2 separate regions of the Homo sapiens genome follow, and region 1 is linked to region 2. The links are chromatin contacts, found by Hi-C or POLR2A ChIA-PET in ENCODE. All regions are on one chromosome and are shown on one strand. The core of a region is the stretch at or near the end of the contact, and the rest is flanking DNA. Distances in the headings are between cores, read along the strand shown.

Region 1 (2,735 bases), core at 38-2,537, 2.5 Mb after region 2:
TCCCCAAGAGCAAATTCTAAGAAGGAAGAATACCACCTCCCTTTTCTTTACCACAAACCCCTGACTTACCGTCTCTAGCAACCAGAGAGGGCTGGGGGTAGGGGAGAGGGTGGTTAGAAAACAGAACGCACGACTCGGTCATATCCTAGCCCGGCCCATCCCAAACTTCACCTAGGCACGGCGAGAAGCAGGACGGCATCAGGAATTCCTAGGAAATGGTCTCACCCCATCAGAGAACATTTTTAACTTCCTAGAAGCCACCATTTCCCCGGGGCATTATCACACACTCCCACCCGGACATATTACCTAAGAGAGTACTTATAAAAAGAGCGTAACACACACACAAAGAAATACACAGTACTTGAAGCGGGCAGCTCCGGCTCAGGCGGCGCGGGGAAGCCCGGAGACCACGCGGAGCCGCGGCCAAGTTGCCACCGCTATCGCCCCGACGGTGAAGGCGCGGCCGCAGGCGGCTGGAAAAGCAGCGCGCGGGGCTCCAGCTCCAGCCCCACGCCCGGACCCTCGGAGCAGTAAAGCCCGGCTCGGTGGCCCAGCCTCTCCCGGAGGTCTCTGGCCTCGGCCAGAGCAATAAGGTGGATCGGTGCTTCCCACCCTTCCAGCTCCGCCCTCCCGACCACATTCCTGAGAAGCCCTACTCCCGCGACGCCGCGCCCGGGAGGAGGCAGGAGCGCGACGCTGCGGCCGCAGGGCAGGAGCGTAGTCGGCCCCGCGCCCTCCCGCCCCCTGGCCCCGGCCCGGGCCCGCGAGGCGCCTCTGGGGCGAGGTCGCGGCGGCCGCCCCGCCACAGGTAGCGCCAGCCCCCGCCCGCCGCCGCTCCGGCGCCCCGGGCAGGCCCGCTCCAGGTACCTGGATGAACTGGATGGTGAGCGCCGACTTGCCCACGCCGCCCCCGCCGACCACCACGAGCCGGTACTTCTCCTGGCCGGAGCCGTCCCGCCAGCCGGCCGCGGCCATGGGGACGCTACAGAGCCCAGCCTGACTGCGCCGAGCCGCCGCTGCCGCCCGCCCTAGGCCCGGCTCCGGGGACGTGTGCGGCCGGCGGGCTGCGGGCGAGCGGCCGGGCTGGGGTCCCGGGTACCGGGAGGCGTCTGGAGGGCCGGTCAGCGCGGTAGCGCGGCGCTGGGGACTGGCTGGGTACCGCCCGAGGCGCGGAGAAGCGGGGTGACGGCACGGGCCAGGGGCGGCAGCGGCCGGGGGGCGCGCTCCTCTACGCGTCTCCGCAGCGCCTGCCGAACGCAGCCTCCAGCGCCGCCACAAATGGCCGTCTGGGGGCCGGGCTGCCAGGCTGAGGTGCTGCATATGCATGAGGGGGCGGGGAGGGGCGGGGCCGCGCCGCTTGGGGCTGAGGTTCGGGAGGTAACCCGGGCTTCAGACCCCCACGGACACACCGCTCTAATCCCTAGCCAGTGAGCGAGTGCGTGAGAGTGTGGGAGTGGGTGTCAGTTGGGAGTGGGACGAAGGCAGAAAGAGTGTGTCACCCTAATTGTCTATGTAAGGGATTGTGTGGATGAAAAATACAATATGTGACGGCGTGTGCGAAAAATAGGGCTGTTGGCATATTAACTCAATTTTATAGGAGAGTACATACCCTGCTTTAAGAGTACAGATGGTGACCATATTTGTGTGAAAAACAGTATGTGACAGTGATTGAGGATTAGAGCTGTGTCACAGTAATTGAGTGTGTGATGGGCTGGTGGTTGTGACAGTGTGAAGAATGGGACAGTGGCTGAGCATGGAGAATAAGTCAGTGATTGAGCTTGCATGGGCAAGACGGAATGTGACAGATTTTGTATGTGTCAGTACAGTGTCATAGTGGCTATGTTTATGTGTGACAAATGTGCAGTAATTGGATATGAGGAGTGTGAGTGCGAGGGGTTGAACTCCTGGCCTCAAGCAATCCTCCCGCCTCGGCCTCCCAAAGTGCTGGAATTACAGGTGTGAGTCACTGCACCCGGCCTCATGGGGTTTTTAATAAGAATTAAATGAGCACATAAAACAGTGCTGCTACACAGGAAGCATTTACAGCAATCTTGGAACATGACTGCAAGTTCTTGGACTTCACTTGGTAACTCATTTGGAACCAGTAGAATGCAGCAGAAGAGATGCTGCCTAATTTCCCAGGCTAGATCAGAAGAGGCCATGCAGCTGTTCTCTTGGTATTCTCACTCCGGGAGGAACAAAGTCAGAAGTTTGACTATCATAAGACTGCCATGCTAAAGAGGCTACATGTAGGCATGCCAGTCGAAGTCTGATTGATGGCCAGGAGCAACATGCCATTTAAAAAAAAAAAAAAAAAGTCCCACTGAGCTCCCACCAGATCACCAGCATCACCTGCCAGCCATCTAAGTGAGACATCTTGGACACTCAGCCTAATCGAGCCTTCCAATGACGGCATCCCCTGTTAGCATCTGAATGCAACTGCGTGAGAGACCCCAAGCAAAAATACCCATCCAGGCCAGCCCATCCTGAATTCCTTTTTTAAAAATCTTTTTTTTTTCTTTTTTGAGACAAGATCCCTCTGTCACCCAGGCTGAAGTGTAGTGGCACAATCATGGCCCACTGCAACCTCCAACTTCTGGACTCAAGTGATCCTTCCACCTCAGCCTCCCTAGCAGCTGGGACTACAGGCACATGCCATCAAGATCAGGTAATTTTTTTTTTTTTAAGAGACAAGGTCTCTCTATGTTACCCAGGCTAGTCTCGAACTCCCAAAG
Region 2 (2,849 bases), core at 27-2,526:
AGATTTTTAAAACTAACGAAACCTAGTCAATCATATTGATTTCCTTAAATATTTTTAGTGAGAATAACAAAGATTTTTATACCATTAATATGGAAAATAACTAAGTTATTTTAAATGTTTATGTCATCTTTGTCTTAGCCTTTTTACATTTTACAAATGTTTTATAATTCTGCACACAGCAGGACACGTATAAAACTTATATAAGTATATGGATTTTTTTTTGGTAACGGGATTACAATAAAAAAAAGTTTGGAGAACACAAGTGCAGGCAGTTAATGCTGTGGGTGTTAGGAACATGACAAGATTATATTATCTCAGCATGCTGTAAGATCACTGTATCCATAAAAGTCTTCATGAAGGAGCCCCGCCGAGTCTCCATAATGGAAGCAGGATTTGGAGAAATGACTTCTGCAAACTTTGTTTAGTATAACACAAAGCACCATGCTTACTACTAGAGAAGATTAAAATTCTCTAAAAACCTTGTTAACGGAGATCACAGGTTGAAGCATACTGCAGCTCTACTCTTGGAAGGCTAGCTCAGTCTCAGACTTGGCCCTGATGGAGAAGGAAGTTCCCTGGAAGAGGGCAGGGGAGCGCCTCTCCAATGTAGTTGCGGGGGGCGGGCGGTGAGGACACCGCTTCATAAGGGAAGGGGTGGCTGCCTCCCCAAGCAGGGGGTGGCCCCTGAGGTCCCTCCAGCTGGGGGCCCTTGAGAGGGAGGGTGGGGAGAGGGGAAAAGAACGTCAGGAGAGTGAACGGGAGCAAATAAAACGCTGTCCATTCTGACTGGAAGGGCCAGAGCCGTGTCTAAGGGCGGGGGCCGGGAGGTGGCCCGCGGTGGTGTCTCTACCAGGACGAGGCCTGGGGTATCTGAAGAGGGGATGACGTCCAGGCGCTTTGCTAAAGGGAAGCCAGAAGGGTATGAGTTGCTAGGGTCAGAGATGGGGCTTTCGGCTCGAGTCTTTCCCTGCAGGGCAGAGAGTCCGAAGAGCCCGAGAAGGCAGGGAGGACAGTGGGCCTGGTCCTTCCCCGGCCGGCAGAGGGAGTCCCGAGATGGAACGTCCAGCTCTCCTCTAACGAAAAGCGTTTGCATGGCTGTCTCGCCAATTCTGTACCTCCCGGGGCTGAGGAAGAGCCGAGGTGACTAGAAGCTAGCGACAAGTGCCGGCCACCTCCGACGCCAGGCGCCGGGCTTGGAGCCCGACGGGCCGAATTCTCGCGAGAGCGGCCGCCGCCATTTTTCCATTGATTGCAGCGGGCTGGGGGAGGGGCCGACGACGAAGGCGGCTGTGGTAGCGGCGGCGGCGGCGGCGGAGCCCTGGGTCGGTGTCTGCGCGCTGGTGTCTGAGGCCCAGGCTGAGGCCTCCGCTATTGCTGGAGCGCAGGCGGCGGAGAGGATGACTGCCGCTGCCATTCTCTCTTGAGCTAGCGAGCCGCCGCCACCCTCCACCCTCCCCCGGCAGGGCGGAGAGGAGCGGCCGGAGTCAGCGATGGTGCCCGGCGAGGAGAACCAACTGGTCCCGAAAGAGGTGAGGGGCCCCAGAGGAGGTTAGGCCTTAGGCCTGCGGCCGCTCGAGGCAACACAGGCCCGGGCCGGGGTTCGGCTGCGGGCCCGGCCGGGGTGCAGGCTCGGCTGTGGGGGAATGAGGAGGCGTGAGGCAGTCGGGGGTGGACGGTGGGTGCGGCGAGCAGTTGGGAGACCCGCTGGCTCTAGGGGCCGGGGAGCGGACCTCCCGCCTCGGGTTTTATGGGGCTGGACGAATAAAGGAGCGGACGGGAAAGAATCAGGTTCTGCTCTAGGGGAGAAGGTGGCCTTTTAAGTTCTTGTTTAACGTGTGGAGCCGGGAGAGATCATTTCAAAGAAAACATTCTGGAACAGTTGCCTATGGGCACGGCAGGGTGACGGTGCTGCTTCTGGGTTTGACAGTGGCAGCGTATAGCTTTCAGCGCTTGTGAAATCTACACCCAAGTGAGATCTGTGGGAGGGCAGACTTAACTGTTACGACTTTTTTCAACTCCTGTTACTTGGTAGTACTATTGGCCTGCCTAAATGGGGCCTACCGAAGATCGTGGAAAAGTAGTACATGGGACATTAATGTAAAGGAAGGAGATAGGAGAACATTACCACATGGAGAGCTGAACTCTTTTTTTTTTTTTTTTTTTTTGAGGTTGGGTTGTGTATGCCAATTTGAGTGACTTCTTAAATTCTTAAAAGCAAGTGATACGAGAAGCCTTGACTACTTGGCTTCTCTTGAATAGTAGTAGAAGATTTAGGGTAGAATCCAGCACTGGCCAGCGAATTTCAACGTATTAATAGTATCTCTGTTGGCTTTATAAATATCTTCGGCGTATTCAAATGTGTATTTTTAACTGGCTGATCATCAGGCTAATGCTTTGGATTTTTATTTCTCATATACCTTAAATAGAGACAAGTGTTGGATTGAAATTAACTGTGTGCGATCTTGAAATTAATGAGTGATCATTACAGATTCTTAAATTTTTTTGTGCCTGTTTTACTTGTTTTGTAGCAATTCTTTGTTACTTAAGCAAGCTCTGACAGTATGCAAGGGTGATATTATTGGAGTTATGTACCTGTATGATACAAGTATTTTCCCAGCTTTGTCAGAAGGGCAGTGATAGTTGTTTTGCAAGGACGATTTTTGTAAAAGGCAGAGAGTTATGTGTCAGTATTTGTTCATCAAGCGTCACCAACTCTGTGCAAAGCAGATAAACAGATGAGTTAATCAGAATTCTTGCCTTGGGAACTTTCTGAGCTACTAAGAAAGGGAACACTAGTGTTTGTTGAACTCCAATTAGGGACTAGGTACTTTACCACGTAAGTAATTCTT

Evidence for each region. Hi-C counts contacts between places; a loop is a spot of excess contacts on that map. ChIA-PET counts read pairs that join two places held with the same protein, here RNA polymerase II (POLR2A). Pooled maps may share reads with other maps.
Region 1: a pooled map shows a loop between it and region 2 (16-fold over the local background). The contact joins the promoter of RRAS2 here to the promoter of USP47 in region 2. A Hi-C loop is called at or near these places in 1 of 37 single-sample maps with no recorded cell type and 5 of 50 pooled maps. POLR2A ChIA-PET finds 5 or more read pairs at or near these places in 2 of 52 experiments (GM12878 and OCI-LY7).

What each region holds. Positions count from the first base shown.
Region 1 is chr11:14,357,896-14,360,630 of GRCh38, forward strand. RRAS2 (RAS related 2) reads right to left here and starts at 1,288. Exons shown (of 6, transcript NM_012250.6): 1 at 868-1,288. The coding sequence starts at 975. RefSeq lists an enhancer at 118-217 and silencers at 458-577, 618-817, 888-1,387.
Region 2 is chr11:11,840,696-11,843,544 of GRCh38, forward strand. It overlaps USP47 (ubiquitin specific peptidase 47), which reads left to right and starts at 1,277. Exons shown (of 28, transcript NM_001282659.2): 1 at 1,277-1,529. The coding sequence starts at 1,491. It overlaps LOC107984311 (a long non-coding RNA gene), which reads right to left and starts at 1,146. Exons shown (of 4, transcript XR_001748134.3): 1 at 480-1,146. RefSeq lists enhancers at 353-1,218, 1,001-1,170, 1,219-2,082, 1,381-1,520.